Regions from separate parts of the Mus musculus genome. Here region 1 is linked to region 2. Evidence: chromatin loops called from intact Hi-C (ENCODE). Cell type or tissue: heart. All regions are shown on one strand. Links, peaks and the distances in the headings refer to the core of each region. The heading gives the core; the rest is flanking DNA. Region 1 overlaps Baz2b (bromodomain adjacent to zinc finger domain, 2B). Region 2 has its middle 9.8 kb from the start of Gm39831.

Region 1 (8,597 bases), core at 324-8,323, 550 kb before region 2:
TAGGAAAAAAAAGGAAATTACAATTGCCCTCCTTTCCCTCTATACTACACTCCACACAGGTACTACAACTTTCACTGGTTTGTTTTGCTTTTTGGTTAGGAGCATTGTCAGCTCCGTCAAAGCTTGTGCAGGATCCTAAGTCCAGTCTTGTAAAAATGATTTCCATATTAGAAGATATTTAGTGACTTGCTGTTTCTTACTAGTTCAGATCCATATTCTAATTGGATATCCTGATTGGCTCCTGAATACATCAAAACATTCAAGGATAATAACTTAATGTTGTATCCCATATAAATGACATATGCTGCATTACATATGTCTTATACCATTCTTTTTTTTTTTTTTGTATATTCTTTTTTTTTTTTTTTTTTTGGTTTTTCCAGACAGGGTTTCTCTGTATAGCACTAGCTGTCCTGGACCTCACTTTGAAGACCAGGCTGGCCTGGAACTCAGAAATCCGCCTGCCTCTGCCTCCCGAGTGCTGGGATTAAAGGCGTGTGCCACCACACCCGGCGATCTTATACCATTCTTATATCATTATTTTTATATAGAATATTCTTTTTTCTTTTCAAGGTTTAAAAAATTACTCTGATGCAAGCATATCTTCTCCTAAAGCTCTGTGTATATTCAGTCATCTCTCTGAGGGCTTCCCTAATCATCCTAATTGAAAGTGATTCTCTCTCCCTAACAGTTTGGTAATATTTAACTTTTATTAGTTCTATTTTACTGATCATTGACTCTTATATTTTGGATTGATTTTGAATACATCAACCTTTCCCTGTACTTTCTACTGTACTCAGCAAGTGTTTGTTGGTAGTCATAAACATATTGGTAGCTGAATTACTTAGTATCTTTAGTTTCCCCTATATTAAAATTGAATGAGGATTTCAGCGTGTGTATTGAACAGGGTACACAGGAAGGAGGATAGGTTTTAGGTTGATGTCAGTGTAAGTAATGAGGTCACTGTGTGCTACTTTGTAACCTTATGCCCTGGTATAGTCAACTATGAAGTGATGCATTGTGTCTATTTGAAAGGGTTGTACCAATATTTAAATAGAATGTCTTACCTTTCTCGCTTGCTACTTGTGTTAACTGTGGTTTGCTTCTTTATAGATTGCTAAGAGACATGAACTCAACTATAAAAACCTACACATCAAATTTTACGATATTCACAATTCATCATAGCCCTTGCATGTTTGTTTCCATAAATTTCCACCTTCTATCTATATTTGTGCATGCCCCTATATGTGTACATGTGTGTTGGGTACATGAGTAGAAGCCAGAAGGCAACCATGGTATCAACGCTCAGGAACCATTCACCGTGTTTTGTTTTGTTTTTTAAGAATTATTTAGTTTATGTATATGAGTACACTGTAGCTGTCTTCACACATACCAGAAGAAGGCATCAGATCCCATTACAGATGGTTGTGAGCCACCATGTGGTTGCTGGGAATTGAACTCAGGACCTTTGGAAGAGCAGTCAGTGAGTGCTCTTAACCACTGGGCCATCTCTCCAGCCCTCACGATGGTTTTTTTGAGCCAGGCTTGGTCACCAAGACCTGAGGCCCCTAGATTAGATTAGGCTTGCTAGGCAGTGAGTCCCAGGGCTCTGCCACTATCTCCTCAGCACTGGGATTACAAGTGTGGCTACCACACCCACCTTATTATATGGGTTCTGGGGATCAAACTCAGGTCCTCACACTTGAACATCACACCCCTTACAAGCTAGTCTGATGTCCTGAGTCTCCATATGTATCTATAACATACATAAGTTTATCAGAGTCACATGCATCTCAGCCTTCCTGATACTTTAATTTCTAGCAAGGAGGCATGCAATTAGAGCTACTGATGTAATATCCTTTTATTTGGGAAAGGCAATCTTATTTGACCAGAATGCTAACCTCTAGGCCAGAATAAACTTGAGAACAGTTCTGCCTGGACCTTAGAATATGGATAGAGTTGGAGGGGTGATATTGTGTACAGAATTTAGGAGCATGGACATGGGTTAGAAATGGTTATATTTTCCCTCTGTGGTTTATGTAATAGTTGTACTTGAAGATTCAGGTTTTCTTCCCTAGGAATTCTACTTCAATCTCAGGGGTGTAAGAAGGAATAATGTTCCCAAAGCACTTAGCACAGATGAGAGCACATACTAACTTCTTTTGACTCTCATATACATTATCTACAGTTACTCGCCTAAGATATCAAGTGTCTATTTTTGTTTTGTTCTGATATAATTTATATTATTGTTCTATGATTATCCTGTAACTTGATTAAAAGTCTCTGCATAGCATCTATACAAAGCATAATAGGATATTTCCATTAAGAGGTTGTGTGCGTATGTTGAGGGGGCATGCCTCTGGGGGCATATGTTGTGCAGAGGACAGTATGTAAGAGTCAGTTTTCTCCTTTTAACATGTGGGTCCCAAGGATCGAACTCAGATCATCATGCAGGGGGTGTAGCACCTGTAGCTATTGAGCTATTTCACTGGCTTAGAATAATTCTCTCTCTTCTCAAATCCCCCCAACTTTTTTTCTCTAAGAGAATATATACATTTTTATTTGCATCCAATTTTGTGTGCATTGAATGCCATTACGATGGCTATCACTATAGTTACTTGTATTTTTAAATAATTTTACTTAATATTTTACTATATACTTAATGATCTGTTATAAACAAGCTTTAACTAACTTAAGTAGAGCGGCCAGAGAGGTGGTCCAGAGGTTAAGAGTACTGACTACTCTTGGAGAGGACCTGGGTTCAATTCCCAGCATCCACATGGCAGCTCACACCTGTCTGTAACTCCAGTGTCAGGGCATCCAACACCTTCACACAGACATACATGCAGGCAAAACACCAAAGCACATTTAAAAATATGAAGATAAGTAATAAATAATTTGCTGGGCAGTGGTGGCACATCCTAATTAATCCCAGCACTTGGTAAGCAGAGGCAGGCAGATCTCTTGAGTTTGAGGCCAGCCTGGTCCATAGAGCTAGTTCCAGAACAGCTAAGAGTACACAGAGAAATTCTGTCTCCAAACAACAACAACAACAATTAATTTAATTCGTATTTCTATTAAAATTCCCCTTTTCCTTGGTAATTTTATTATGAATGTTATTTCAAATTTGTAGATCTATACAAATAGAAATTAAGTTCATAATTGATACTTAGAATAATATAATCTTACAGTGTCTCTATGATTAGAAATGTCAGTGTCAGGTTATAAATTATAATGTTAGTTAGGCATCTGTCCCCAGATAAAAGGAAAACCTGATCAGATTTGGCAATAACATGTGCATGCTGTCTGTCCGCTGCTCTCGCTCCTCTGAGTTATGTCCCTAGTATACCTCTACTTGGACAGAGACATCCCAGTTTCCCTTGCAGCCAAGCATAAGGAGTAAACAGTGACGGTGTGTACATAGTGTGCCCTGCTTGTGTTTCTGTCGTTTGAGACACAAGGAAATCTGTGTCGCTCTAGCTGGCCTGGAACTCATTATTGGAAGGCCTGGACTCAGCTCACAGCTGTCCTGTTTGTCTTCTGAGAGCTGGGATGGTAGACACGATCTGTCCAGCTGAATAGAAGGCTTCCTCACAGGAAGAGGTGGGGCACTGTGGCTTCCTCCTCTCTTGTTGAAATGTAGCTGTGGTAATTGGACCATGGCTGGAGACCATGTGCTGAGGGGGGAATAAAGGAAGTCTCCAAACGTCCTGATGCACCTGGCTGGCCCCGGCGTTTCACGTCTTCTCTTCTTGTGGCAGACTTAAATTTCTGTGTTGCATAAACTCCTGGTTTTGTGTTACTATGAATGGCTTAAGCTAACCTTGTTAACACTAAGATAGCTTCAGTTTTTAGAAAGAAAACCTCTACCATTGGGAAAAGTCGTAGGGTTTGTTTGTGTGTTTTTTTTTTTTTTTTCCCTTGTTACTTACTTGAATTCTACTGTTATTTTTGGTAGTTTGAGTTTTAGGAGATTAGAAAAACCATATCCAGTCACTGCCTTTTCCAGACAAATCAAGCCATTCCCTCCTGGAGGTTTAGTCCTGTAATCCCAGCTACCCAGGAGTGCTGGCTTGATGGGTCGTTCTGCAGTAGCTTAGCAGGTAGGAGTGATGGGGGAGATGGAGATAGCTCTGACCTACGTTATGAGGTTTCAGAGGGGAACAAGTAGTCTATCAGGAAGTGGGACATGGACTATTTTGTGATATGTTGGCCACTAATCTGGCTTTATTTACTTAGCTCCTGCCAATCTAAGTGAAGTTAAATTATGAGATGATGGAGTACTTTGCTAGAGCCGGGCTGGTGCTGAGAAGCCAGCTGTGGTTGTTGAGATCTACACCACTGTGGATATGCCTGCTGTCATCTTCCCGGTGACAGAGGAGTCAGGAGAGCAAAGCCCCACTTACGCAAGGCTCCAGTCCAAGTGTAAAGGAAGCAAGCCTTGAAAGCAACTGCCTAGAAACACGTTTCCCTAGGAGCAGCAGACCAAGCCAAGCTCAGCAGTAGTCCGAGGGCTTGGGAGGCAGCCTGCATCTTGAGCTGAAGGAACTTGGCAACATTGTCCAGGTGGGACTGATTTTTAAGGCATAGCACATCATTTTCAAAACTGATGTGTTATGATTGATGAGGGGTGGAATTGTGAGGGCTGTCACTTACTCTCTAAAATCACTTAGGAGATGCATGGAATACCAGGCCTGTAAGATACGGCCTTGACGATCAACTGACCTACCTACCTTTCTTTGTTTTCCTTGCTTCCGTCCTTCCTTCCTTCCTTCCTTGCTCCTTCTCCCTCCCTCCCTCCCTCCCTCCCTCCCTTCCTTGCTCCTTCTCCCTTCCTTCCTTCCTTCCTTCCTTCCTTCCTTCCTTCCTTCCTTCCTTCCTTCCTTCCTTCTTTCCTCCCTCCCTCCCTCCCTCCCTCCCTCCCTCCCTCCCTCCCTCCCTCCCTCCCTCCCTCCCTTCCTTGCTCCTTCTTCCTTCCTTCCTTCCTTCCTTCCTCCCTCCCTCCCTCCCTCCCTCCCTCCCTCCCTCCTTCTTCTCTTCTCTTCTCTTCTCTTCTCTTCTCTTCTCTTCTCTTCTCTTCTCTTCTCTTCTCTTCTCTTCTCTTCTCTTTCTTTCTTTCTTTCTTTCTTTCTTTCTTTCTTTCTTTCTTTCTTATTCATTATTTATTTACATTTCAAATATTGTTCCCTACCTGGTTTCCCCTCACAAACCTCCCACCCCTTTCTCCTCCCCTTTGCCTCTAAGAGGGTGCTCCCCCACCCATCCACCCACCCCCACCTCACCTCTCTGTCATCCTCCTTCTCAGGGCATCAAGCCTCCACAGCACCAAGCACCTCCCCTCCCACGGCTGCCTGCTACATCTGTAATAGGAGCCATGGATCGCTCCATGTGTACTCTTTGATTGATAGTTTAGTCCCTGGGAGCTCTGTAGAGTCCAGTTAGTTGGTACTGTTTTTTCTCTGGGGTTGCAATCCCCTTCAGTTCCTTCAGTTCTTCCCCTAACTTTTCCATTGGGGAAAAGTCCAATGGTTGGCTGTGAGTATCTGCATCTGTCTTAGTCAGGTGCTGGCAGAGCCACTCAGAGAACAGCTATACCAGGCTCGTGTCTGCAAGTACTTCTTGGCATCAGCAATAGTGTCAGGGTTTGGTGTCTGGGGATGGGAAGGAACCGACAGTGGGGAGGACTCTGGATGGCCTTTCCTTCAGTCTCTGCTCCATATTTTTGTTCCTGCATTTCCTTTAGACAGGAACAATTCTGGGTTAAAAATTTTGAGATGGGTAGATGGCTCCATCCCTCAACTGGGGACCATGCCTATATATTGGAGATGGTCTCTACAGGTTCTATCTCTCTACTGTTGGGCATTTCATCTAAGGTCCCTCCCTTTGGGTCCTGAGAGTCTCTTACCTCACAGGTCTCTGGTACATTTTATAGCCCCCCCCCCCCCCATCTCTGCACTACTCCCTCTACTGTTACATGTTTCTATTCATTCTCCTGGCCATCTGGATTTTCTTGTCTCTTTCTATACTTGATCCTGCCCCACCTTTTTTCCTTTCCCCTCCCCGTCCTATCCAGGCCTCTGCCTCCTGTAATTATTTGTTCCCCCTTCTAAGTGGGACTGAAGCATCTACACTTTGGTCTTCCTTCTTATTAAGCTTCATATGGTTTGTGGGTATTCAGAGCTTTTGGGCTAATATCCAGTTATTAGTGAGTACATAGCATGTATGTCCTTTTGAGTTTGGGTTACCTCACTCAAGATGATATTTTCTAGTTCCATCTGCCTGAAAAATTCGTGAAGTTCTCATTTTTAAAGTAGTATTCCATTGTGTAAATGTATCACATTTTCTGTATCCATTCTTCTGTTGAGGGTCATCTGGGTTGTTTACAGCTTCTGGCTATTATAAATAAAGCTGCTATGAACATAGTGGAGCACATAGCCTTGTGATATGGTGGAGCATCTTTTGGGTATATACCCAGGAGTGGTGCAGCTGGGTCTTTAGATAGAACAATTCCAATTTTCTGAGGAATCGCCAGACTGATTTCCAGAGTGGTTGTACTAGCTTGCAATCCCACTAGCAATGGAGGACTGTTGCCTGAGTTTTTGATCTTAGCCATTCTGACTTGTGTGAGGTAGAATCTCAGGGTTGTTTTGATTTGCATTTCCCCGATGACTAAGGATGTTGAACATTTCTTTAGGTACTTCTTGGCCATTTGGGATTCCTCAGTTGAGAATTCCTTGTTTAGCTCTGTACCCCATATTGAATTGTGTTATTTGTTTTTCTGCAGTCTAACATCTTGCCTTGCTCATTGTAGGAATTGTGTGTGTGACTTGGACTGCGTAAGTGGTTAGAGCAAGCTGACCATTCATGTGCATACATTGGTTTCTATTGCCTTTTAAGTGGACTGTAATGAACTGTAACTCGGAAGTGTCGGCTGAATAGACCCTTTCTCCCTTGAGTTGTCTTTAGCCAAGAAACTAGGTCAGAAAATAATAGGAAAGTAGCAGTCAGAGCCCTGTTTATAATGAGTGTAATGATTAAGTTTTATAAAGCCATCATGTGATACCAAATTGAAATCTGGTGGTTGTCTAGCTTTTTTGTGAACACATTTGCTCATTTGTTTTGGCGTCATGTTTGGGTAAGATCCTGAAGCCAGAGGAAGATTTCATTCTATCCATAGTTTTGTCTGTCTACATTGCCTTAGGATAAGGACCTACCTAAGTTGGTACAGGGCATTCATTGTAAGTCTTTTCTTTCTTCAAAAGTGGCTTGTGTACAAGTGAAGTTTTATAACATTATTGTAAAGCTCTGGGATGTCTTGTATGCTGATGCTGTCGTCAGTCATTTCCCGGATTAACCCTTTCTAGCCCAGTGAAGGCACAGAGTGTACTTATCCCCTCTCACAGTTCCAGCAGAGGAGGTAATATTATCTGGTACCTACCAATAACCCAGCTAATATTTGTGCAGCAGAGTGGCCTGTGTAGAGAGAGTTTCTAGGCCTTTTGCTTTCTTAGTGTGTTGATAATCTGTCAACATTAAATATATAGAAGAGAGAAAGCTGGGGAAGGGGAGGAAGAAAGGAGGGATGTCTGCACTGCTGAAGAGGTGGAACTCTGAGCTTTGCACACGCTAGGTGAGTAGAGTTAAACATTTGCTAGGGTTTTGATATCTTGCAAGTATACTGCTGCTTTCATTTAAGCTAAAATTAATACAAAGGGTTTTGTTCCTCACCACCCTAATAAAGGAAATATTGCAGTAAAGCTAGTAACCACATTTTTTTTTAGTTTCCTAGTGCTTGTAAACTATATTTATATTATTATCTGGTCTCTTAGCTATACTTTAGCACTATCTTTACAAAAAATGGTTATGTTACATTTAAAAGTATTTGATTTCTTTAAAAAATGTCATTATCTAAGCCCTCGGGGCATCCTTGTCTTTCTGCTGCTAGAGGGTCTTATCCTGACAAGAACTAATGGATGCTGACTGGCTAAGGTGGTAGTCTGTGGCACCGTCTTCAACTAAGAGAATGAAGCTTGAAACAGAAGATTTCTCTGTAGCAGCTGGTGCTGTGTGATGGCATTTTACCCATAGTAGAACTGTGAAAATTAGAGTTGTCTCAGTCGGGCTCTGCTTTACCTATTATGTTTATGTCACATATCCTGAATCTTCCGTGACATTTTAGCACTCTTGGTAGTATCTTTCCCCAGAGGAGATTTAATCTCACTTTCTGTCATTTGCTCATTCATAACAAACAGTTCTTTATCATGTTTCATGGCAGTATTGTAGCATTAGAGTCACGTTCCCCACATCCTATGGAAACTCAGCTGCCACCTTCACTAGACACCGTGTTTGCTTCCTTCACTGAAATCTCAAGCCATAAAGTCACCTCTGAGGGCTGTAATCAATATCTCCCAAAATCTCGGGAGTTTGCACACGTATGCTGATATTTTCAATTCTTCCCACGAATCATGGATGTTCTTAGTGATACCTAAAATCTGGAATCTTTCAAAGTATTTTTCCTTTCTTGAGACAATGTTTTTGCTAAGTAGCCCAGGATGGGTCTAAACTTGTGATCTTCTGTTTTCAGCCTCTGGAATGCT
Region 2 (8,597 bases), core at 135-8,134:
TTTTACTAGACAGGGTTTCTCTGTGTAGCCCTGGCTGTCCTGGAACTCACTCTGTAGACCAGGCTGGCCTCCAACTCAAAAATCCGCCTGCCTCTGTCTCTCAAGTGCTGGGATTAAAGGCGTGAGCCACCACCGCCCGACCTGAGGAATGTTGTAGCCACAGCAAACTAAATTTGAAGTTTCCAAGGAGACAGTGAAGGAGGCCCAGAAATTTTCTTCATCTGCTCTCAGCAACCTGCAGCCATGGCCCAGGACTTCATGATAGAAATGAGTGCGTGCAGGAAAAGAATCCAAAGGAGCGACAGGAGTTCTGCATCATTCCTGGTTTTCTCAGGTAGTGAGTGTGGCCCCTTTGGGTGGAAAATTAGATGCCACTTCAGGTGCATTCACCGGAGGCTTTCAAGGGTTTCTCTCACCTTACCAACACCTGCATGATCCAATGCCATCTCAGATCTTGCAAAAGTAAAAACTGGACTAGCAAAGTAAAAACTAGAGAAAATTAAAAGGGTGAAATTGATAACCAACACCTCTTTCACTGGGGCAGATCACAGCATCCACAGGTCAGGGACTCCGACGGCCATTTCAATATTACCTGAGAAGTTCTACTACAGGCCCCACAGTCTCTTGTCTTCCCGCAGAACATACATAAATATTTAGCTGCAAACTTCAGGACAGAATAAAGCCAGACCTCCAATTTATTTGAAAGGAAAATTTTATAGCAGATACTTAGGTCGTTAAAGAGAAAAAGCAGCTGAACTGGTTGTAAAACTGAAGATTAACTAAGAGTCAACATGAATTCTCTCAGATCCTGGGTAGGAAAACCAGTCATCACTCAGAATTAGATCTGTGGAGCGGGGGGGACCAGCTCCCTGAAAAGCTCTGTTTTCTCTCAGGAATACTTAGCTTGGCATAAGGAAAATGAAAACAAATTAAAACAAAACAAAACAAAACTCATTTCTGGCTTCATTTTCTCTGGAGAGTTAAAAAAGACACTTGTGTTGAATGCAGGTTTTCTCTGCAACCTCATTCTGGCTGTCAAGTGAGAAAGCCCAGTGTAGGCTCTCCAGCAGCTCCGGTCTGTCCACACGTCTCTGAAAACAAGACCTCCCATACACAGCTAGTCTCCTTTCGTCAGATGAACGTTTGGAAAGAAATTTTACTTATAGTATGTCCTACAGGAAATGGTGGGGTACACGTGGTACCCCCTACTTTTGCTGCAGTTGGATGTGAAAGGGCTAATGTGTGTTTCCCAGCACATTTTACAAAACTTTAGTACATTAAGAAGACCTGGCTACTAAGGTCGAATTCTACCATGCCTAGATAGTTCTTCTGAGATCCATGCAAAATGGAGGACTCTCATTTGCAGTGGGAGTTCCTCCTCTCCTTCTGATCTGGGGAGCCCGGTCCCAATCTCCTACTTAAGCAATGTCACCTAGTCCTTGGCAAACCTGAAAGTTCAACTTCCTCTATCCTGGTAAGAACCCACCCGCCCGGCATCACCTGGGATTTCTGGAATGCCTCTCCATACGAGGCATTGACAGTTCTTTAAATTCCAGCCAGTGATTTTGTTTGCCCTGAAAACTCCTCCCTACTCACCAAAGTTTATATATAACCCTTTTCCACCCTCCAAAAAGTATCTGCACGCAAGCTGTTTCACTGAAGATGGTCTAAGAAAGTTGTTTGATTGAGTATCGCCTAAGAGAGCTAAAATCCTTGGTGAAGACGCCCATCCCCAACTCCGCCTCATCCTTGCAGCGTGGTGTGCAATGGCGGCATCTGGACAACCCTGAGGGAGGAAACATAGGACTCAGAACCACAGCTGGTCCCCAAACTTGTTCCAGAAAGAAGCACAAACTCAGTGTAAGCAAGACTATCAGGCTATGAGACCATCTGTAAATGGAATACTTCATGCTGCATACCCACTACTGAAAGGTTCTGTGACTTCACACAAAACTTCGGTATCGGACTGACCAATCCTCACCTCGTCCTCTGACCACTGCATTCTGTGTGACCTTAGCAACAAATTGTGCCCTCCTCGTTCCATACGGCCATGCATCTCTATCTCGATAGCGCAAGGCCACCACGCAGAGTCCATCTCTAGGACTCTCAAACCAGTCTTTTTACACCATGCCCAGCTCTGTGCCAGATCTTAGATCCTGCTCTCCCTCCCAACCCTGCAGCCTCTGTTGTTTTTCATCTGTCAGTGTTCACTGTGTCTCGGGTTATCCAGGAAGCCAGTGTTAGGTTAAATGCCCTACATGAGAAGAAGTTCTGTGCCCTCGTCCCTCAGGAAGTGAGAAAGCAAGTGAGGGTGTCCACTTTCTTGTTGCTGCGTGCGGTATCACAGTGTTTTTAAAAGTGGGGGCAGGGAGGTAGAAGAGGGAGAATATGATAGGCTTTAATTTATTTTATTTTGGGGTGCCCGACCTATTCTATACCCCATGTGTGGGTTTGGATTGTTCTTTGGGTAACTAGAATCTTCCCAACTCCCAGTTTCTTTCTCATGTATTCTAGGCTGTCCTTGAACTTGCTATGAAGCCAAGGGTGACCTTGAACTTTTGACCCTCCTTCCTCCACCTCCCAAGTGCTAGGATTACAGGCATGTCCCACCATACCCAGTTTATGTGGTGCTGGGAACAGAGCCCAGGGTTTTGTTCCTGAGAGTCAGCAAGCACACACGGAAGTTACATCACCAGCTTCAGAAATGTTCGTTTACAGCATCCTACAGTCTCTTCTTCACACTCCCCATCTCCTCTTAGCACCCCCCACTCCCCTCCCCCCACTCTAACCCCACCCCACCCCCACCCCTCCTCCAGCCAGGCAAAGCCCAGCACTGGCTTAGCTGTGTTCTAAATCCACCTGAGGTATGTGTGCTCACTGTTTGGTATAAAGTACAGCCTTTCTCAACCCCTTCAGCCCTGCAGGCTCCCCTGAGGCCTCTGGTGACACCCTGTAAGCCTTGGTCACTTTGTTACTGCCTCCCCACCCCCATGGTGGTGCTTGGATTTTTAGGCCCGATCTCTCAGCTTATTTCCATTTCTTCGGAGGCCTGTGGGGAATTCTGAAACTCTTTTTGGGGGGGGGGGGGATTTGAACTCTTAAGGCCTCCCTCAAACTCTGAGAGCCTCAAGGGAAGAGATTGGCCCAGGCGTGCTTGCTGTAGGACTGACCCACTGCGGTTGCTGTTATCCGAATGCAGGCCCCGAAGGAGCATTGGCCCCTGGGTGGGGGCATTGGTCATGAGTGGCACTGGTCACTGTTCTCTGTGATTGGTTCCTGTTTCTCTTCTCAGCTGTCCCACACACAGCGCACACAGGTTTTCCTCCAGGGAACACTGCTGCTGTGTCTTGCAGAATTCCTTCTCCTGCAGCCTCTGACTGAGCAGGCTGCTGGAATTCAACAGGCCTTCACCTTTTAAGAGTCCTTAAAAGTCTCTTATTGTCGAAAGCCGGGGTTTCAAAACCTTGCTCCTGCTTTGTCTTCTATAAAGGCCTGTTTTGTACCCCACGTCCAAACAATGACTCTTGTTCTGAACGGTATCTCAGCTTCCCCTGAATCGAGCTGCAGTGGGTTAAAAAATAAAAAAAATTCTGGGCTGGATAAGGGAAGGAAGAGCTGGACATGGTAGCACACACCTGGAATCCAGCATTTCAGAGGCTGAGGGAACGGGCTCACAAGTTCTCGGACAGCCTGGGATACGTGGAGAGACCCTGTCAACACAGCCGCCGCCGCTGCCGCCGCCACCCACCACTACCAAATCCCTGCGGTTATTTAGAAAAATAAGTGAGCACCACCTCTCACTTCCCTAATCTGACACCTCAGTCACGGGCTGACAGCTCTCATTTGGTTTGTCACTATGTGAAACAGCATTTAACCGGTTGCCAGAGCCTTTAATGGGACGATTTTTATCTAAAAAGCTGTATTTCTGTCGGTTCTTAAAGCTTGGTCGGTGGCAGTCACCAAGATCCATGTTGGCTAACGCTCTCCCTAGTTTGCTGGTGCCCTCTGCTGGTCGTTTTACAGATAGCCGCTGGGTTCAGTGGTATCTGGGGGAACTTTACAGGAGTCTGTCATTACTGTCCTTCCTCTTACAAGCTATCCCTGAACTCCCTTTCTTTAGCCTCCCACTCTCTCTGACACCAACTCGCTTCTCGCTCACAAGATGGTCAGTCTCTCTGAGAAAACTGACCATCTGTTATTGATGGTCTGTCTACTCTCCAGTCTCCACACTTCTATCTAAATGTATGGAACCCTCTTTCCCCCCACCTTTTAGTCAAAGGAACCTTTTCAGTCACACTACTTAAACACCCTTTATAAAATATAATTACAAAAAATTATATTGTTTCAAATCATTTAACAAAAGTGAAAAATGTCACTCCATTGGACGGAGCACAGGGTCCCCAATGAAGGAGCTGAAGGGGTTTGCAGACAACAATATGAACCAACCAGTACCCCCAGAGCTCCCAGGGACTAAACTACCAACCAAAGAGTACACATGGTGGGACTCATGGCTCTAGCTGCATATCTAGCAGAGGATGGCCTAGTCAGTCATCAATGGGAGGAGAGACCCTTGGTCCTGTGAAGGCTCTATGCCCCAGTGTAGGGGGATGCTGGGGCCAGGAAGTGGGAGTGGGCCGGTTGGTGAGCAGGAGAAGAGGGGGGAGAGCGAATGAAGGGAGGGGGTTTTTGGAGGGAGACCAGGAAAGGGGATAACATTTGAAATGTTGATACCATACTGTCCCAAAGCACTATTCAATCACTGCTAAATATTTCATAGATACATCCCTTGACTGTTTCCACACAGACACCCACTGAACAGATTTTTGCACATACATTTTAATTATGTTTTCCCAAAATCACTCTTGCATGCCATTGTATGCTTTTTCTTTTTTTTCTGAATGGTGATTATGAGTGCTTTAAAAAAAAACAACAACACTGTAGTTCAAGTGTTCCAAGATTAATTTATTAAAAACCTTTTAAAAATCGGAGAGAAAACGGAGATGGTGTCCATTACCAGCACCTGACCTGTAGTGTCTGAGAGACCTCGGTCCGTATTGAAGCTTGAGGTTCATGTGGATGTCTGAGGCCCTTGCTACTGCAGAGGCCAGGCAGACTTCCATAGTCTGTGCTGCTGCAGGATGTCATAGAGTGTCTGTGGTTAGGTGGCCATCAGAGGCCAGGTTGATGTGAGTGGCCTGTGCAGCCACTTGGGGCCACGTTGATGTCTGTGTTGGTGAGGGGCTGAGCTGTCTGGGTCCATGGTCCCGCTGCCGTAGGGGCTGTTGTCGCCCATGGTTGATATTACCACTGAGGGCGATGCTGATGTCTGTGATCTGTGCTGCTGCCTGAAGCCATGTTGATGCAGTGCAGTTGGTCCAGAGGCAGTGCAGCTGCTAGGGGCCAGGTTGATGCGTGTGCCTGTGTTGCCTGTGTTGATGCCCTTGGCCTGCGCAGCCACTGAGGGCTACCTAGGATGGTGCCTGTGACCTGTGCCGTAGCTGAGGTCCAGGTCGATGTCTGTGGTCTGTACTACCACCAGAGAGACCTGTGGTCTCTGAGGTCTGTGGCATGTGCTTGATACCAGAGGCCACGTGGATGTCCGTAGCCTGTGCTGTCACCAGAAACCATGTGGAAGTCCATGATGCCTGTTCCGCTGACTGTAAAGGGCAAGGAAGCTACTTTTGCTTTGGAAGCAATGACTGTAGACTCACAATTGAGAAAGCAGGACATAGAAGGCTTCTGTGACAACCCCTACCCACCCCTACCCCAAAGTTAATATATCCTAGATAGGAATCCATCAAAGAGAACTCTTCAAACTTGGGATAAGGATGCTGAAATGTAGCTCTTCACAGTTGCTGGCACCTGGCTGGGGTGGGGTGGGGAAGGACTCAGTTTTCTTTAAAGGGCTGGCTACTGGGAGTTTGACCATGTTCCAATGTGTATATGGGCAACACAAATTGGATTTCTGTGTTTTTTTTCTCCTTCTCTTCCTCTTTCTTCTCTTCCTCCTCCTCCTCCTCCTCCTCCTTTTCTTGTGGGGAGGGATCATAAGGGTGGGAGGGCAGACCTGGAAGGACAGGGAAGTGAGTGTGGTCAGGGTTCATAATGTGAAATTCTCAAATAATCAGGTAAACTAACAGGCTGGTATCTAGCATTAATTTCCAAGTTGTCCGTTCCCCCCCACCCCCACAACAAAACCTGAGCCTAGCTCCAGTCTCTAGGCTAATCCCCCAAAAGACCAGAGTTTCCAGGTTACACCCTCAACAAGACCAGTGTCTCCAGGTTATTCCCCCAACAAACCTGCACCCCAGGTTACAAGCCCACCTCCTTCCTAACAACCACCAAAGCAGAGGCAACCAGAAGTGAAGTTTATGATGACTCCCAGCCCCAGCCAATGGTGTTAAAGGCCACAGGAGCTTTCCAATTAGATTCTTGCACACATTCCTTGCTTGCTGTTTACTATAAAGCCTTTCCCCGATAGACATTCGGGGCTCACCCCCCAAAACTGTCCTGCATGATGGTGGTGCATTGGGGGGTGGGGGGGGTGGGGGGTGGGATGAGCTAGCTCAAACAGAATAAAGACCTTGCTGTGAGATGCATCAGATCGGCTTCTGTGTGTGTTTTTGGGGTCACTAACATTTCCCTGGCACAACACAACCTGGACTGCCTTGAAGACCACAAGACGTTAGAGATGCCAGAGCCATGGGATACCTGCTGAGAAAGCTGCTAACCGGAACCAGCCCAAGAGAAAGACGTGTGTTGCAGTCAACAAAGATGAAAGGAGTTGGCCATCTGAAGAGCACTTTGACATCAGACGTGGAGATGCAGGTGTTTGGATTTGTCCAGCTGGCTTTCAGTCTTGCTTTGGTCTGTATAATATTTCCTCGCCATGCTCCCTTTCCTATGTTTTGGAATGGTAATGTATATATCCTGCACCATTGTATGGTGGGAGTATGTGATCTGTTTTCGATTTTGATATTATAGGGGATTACAGTTAAGAGATTACATGAATCTTACAAGAGACTTTGAACTTTAAACATTGCTGAGACAGTGATAGACTAGGAGGTCTTTGGAAGTTGGACAAAATGCATTCTGCGTTATGTTATGGCTATAAGCCTATGGGGGCCAGGGAGTGTGATGGTTTGAATAGGTTTGGCCCCCATAGATTCATGTGTCTGAATTCTTGGCCATAGGGAGTGGCACTATTGGAGGTGTGGCCTTATTGGGGGAGGTGTGGCTTTGTTGGAAGAAGTGTGTCACTGTGGGAGCAGGCTTTTTTTTAATGTAATTTTTTATTAGATATTTTCTTTATTTACATTTCAAATGTTATCCCCTTTCCTAGTTTCTTCACTGAAAATCTCCTATCCCCCTCCCACCTGCCCCCCCTCCCCACTCCCCAACCCACCTACTCTCGATTCCTGGCCCTGGCATTCCCCTATACTGGGGCATAGAACCTTCACAAGACCAAGGGCCTCTCCTCCTATCTTCCCATTGATGACTGACTAGGCCATCCTATGCTACATATGCAGCTAGAGACAGGAGTCCCACCATGTGTTTTCTTTGACTGGTGGTTTAGTCCCAGGGAGCTCTGGGGGTACTGGTTAGTTCATATTGTTGTTCCTCCTATAGGGCTGCAGACTCCTTCAGCTCCTTGGGTACTTTCTCTAGGTCCTTCATTGGGGACCCTGTGCTCCCTCCAATGGATGACTGTGAGCATCCACTTCTGTATTTGCCAGGCACTGGCAGAGCCTCTCAGGAGACAACTTTGAGGTCTCCTATGCTCAAGCTCTGCCCAGTGTGGAACAGTCTCCTGCTGCCTTCAGACCACGATGTAGAACTCTTGGCTTCTTCAGCACCATGTCTGCCTGCATCTTGCTCTGCTTCCTGTGATGATGATAATCCAGTAAAGCCCTGAAACTGTAATCCAGTCCCAATTAATTGCTTACCTTTATAAGAGTTGCCTTGGTCATGATGTCTCTTCACAGCCATGAAACCCTAAGACACCGCCCAGCAGCAGATACTGTTATTCCTGATTTTTATTGATCTTGCCAGCAAAATGAGGGGCTCTCTATAAAAATATGCATTAGCCATTTGCTTTTCGTCCTCTACAAATGCCAGTTGTAGCTTTTACTCATTTGTCCATTAAATTATCATTTACAGACACAGATTAGGAGAGTTCTTCATGCTTAAGATGACCAGAAATACCTTTTCTGTGTTGCCTTTATTTGTAGACTCTTAGGGGCTTCATCTGTGTAAGATTTTCCTTTAAAAGGTCTGAAACCTGTATTGTGTTTGGAGACCTTTTCACTTCAAGCTTTTCATTATTTTCTTTTTTCCCCCCAAGACAGGGCTTCTCTGTATATCCCTGGCTGTCCTTGAACTCAGATATCCACTTGCCTCTGCCTCCCAAGTGCTGTGATTGAAGGCATGCATTACCACAGTCAGTTATCCTTGGTTTTTGATATAGGGTTTCAGTATGTAGTCGTTGCAGGCTTTTATACTATTGCATATATACTAGCTGGCCTCAAACTGACAGTGATCCTTCAGCCCCTGTCCTAATAGACCAGGATTGTGAAGCTTGTCTTATATAGCAAACA

The links. Peaks named below come from ENCODE experiments on the same cell type or tissue, not always from the same donor. Only the 100,000 strongest peaks of a DNase experiment are listed, where the experiment ranks them.
Region 1: a loop joins it to region 2, with 2.7 times the contacts of the local background. A loop is called at or near these places in 1 of 42 quality-filtered maps.

What each region holds. Positions count from the first base shown.
Region 1 is chr2:60,066,985-60,075,581 of GRCm38, reverse strand. All of the region lies in intron 2 of Baz2b (bromodomain adjacent to zinc finger domain, 2B), which reads left to right. Among named protein-coding and RNA genes, the nearest start is that of Gm13570, 27 kb to the left of the region's middle. In heart, for the core only: no CTCF peak of the experiment used is centred there; a DNase peak (open chromatin) is centred at 3,591; H3K27ac peaks cover 248 bases.
Region 2 is chr2:59,517,691-59,526,287 of GRCm38, reverse strand. No RefSeq gene overlaps it. Among named protein-coding and RNA genes, the nearest start is that of Gm39831, 9.8 kb to the right of the region's middle. In heart, for the core only: a CTCF peak has its summit at 4,017 (motif pointing left); a DNase peak (open chromatin) is centred at 3,977; H3K4me3 peaks cover 494 bases; H3K27ac peaks cover 1,773 bases.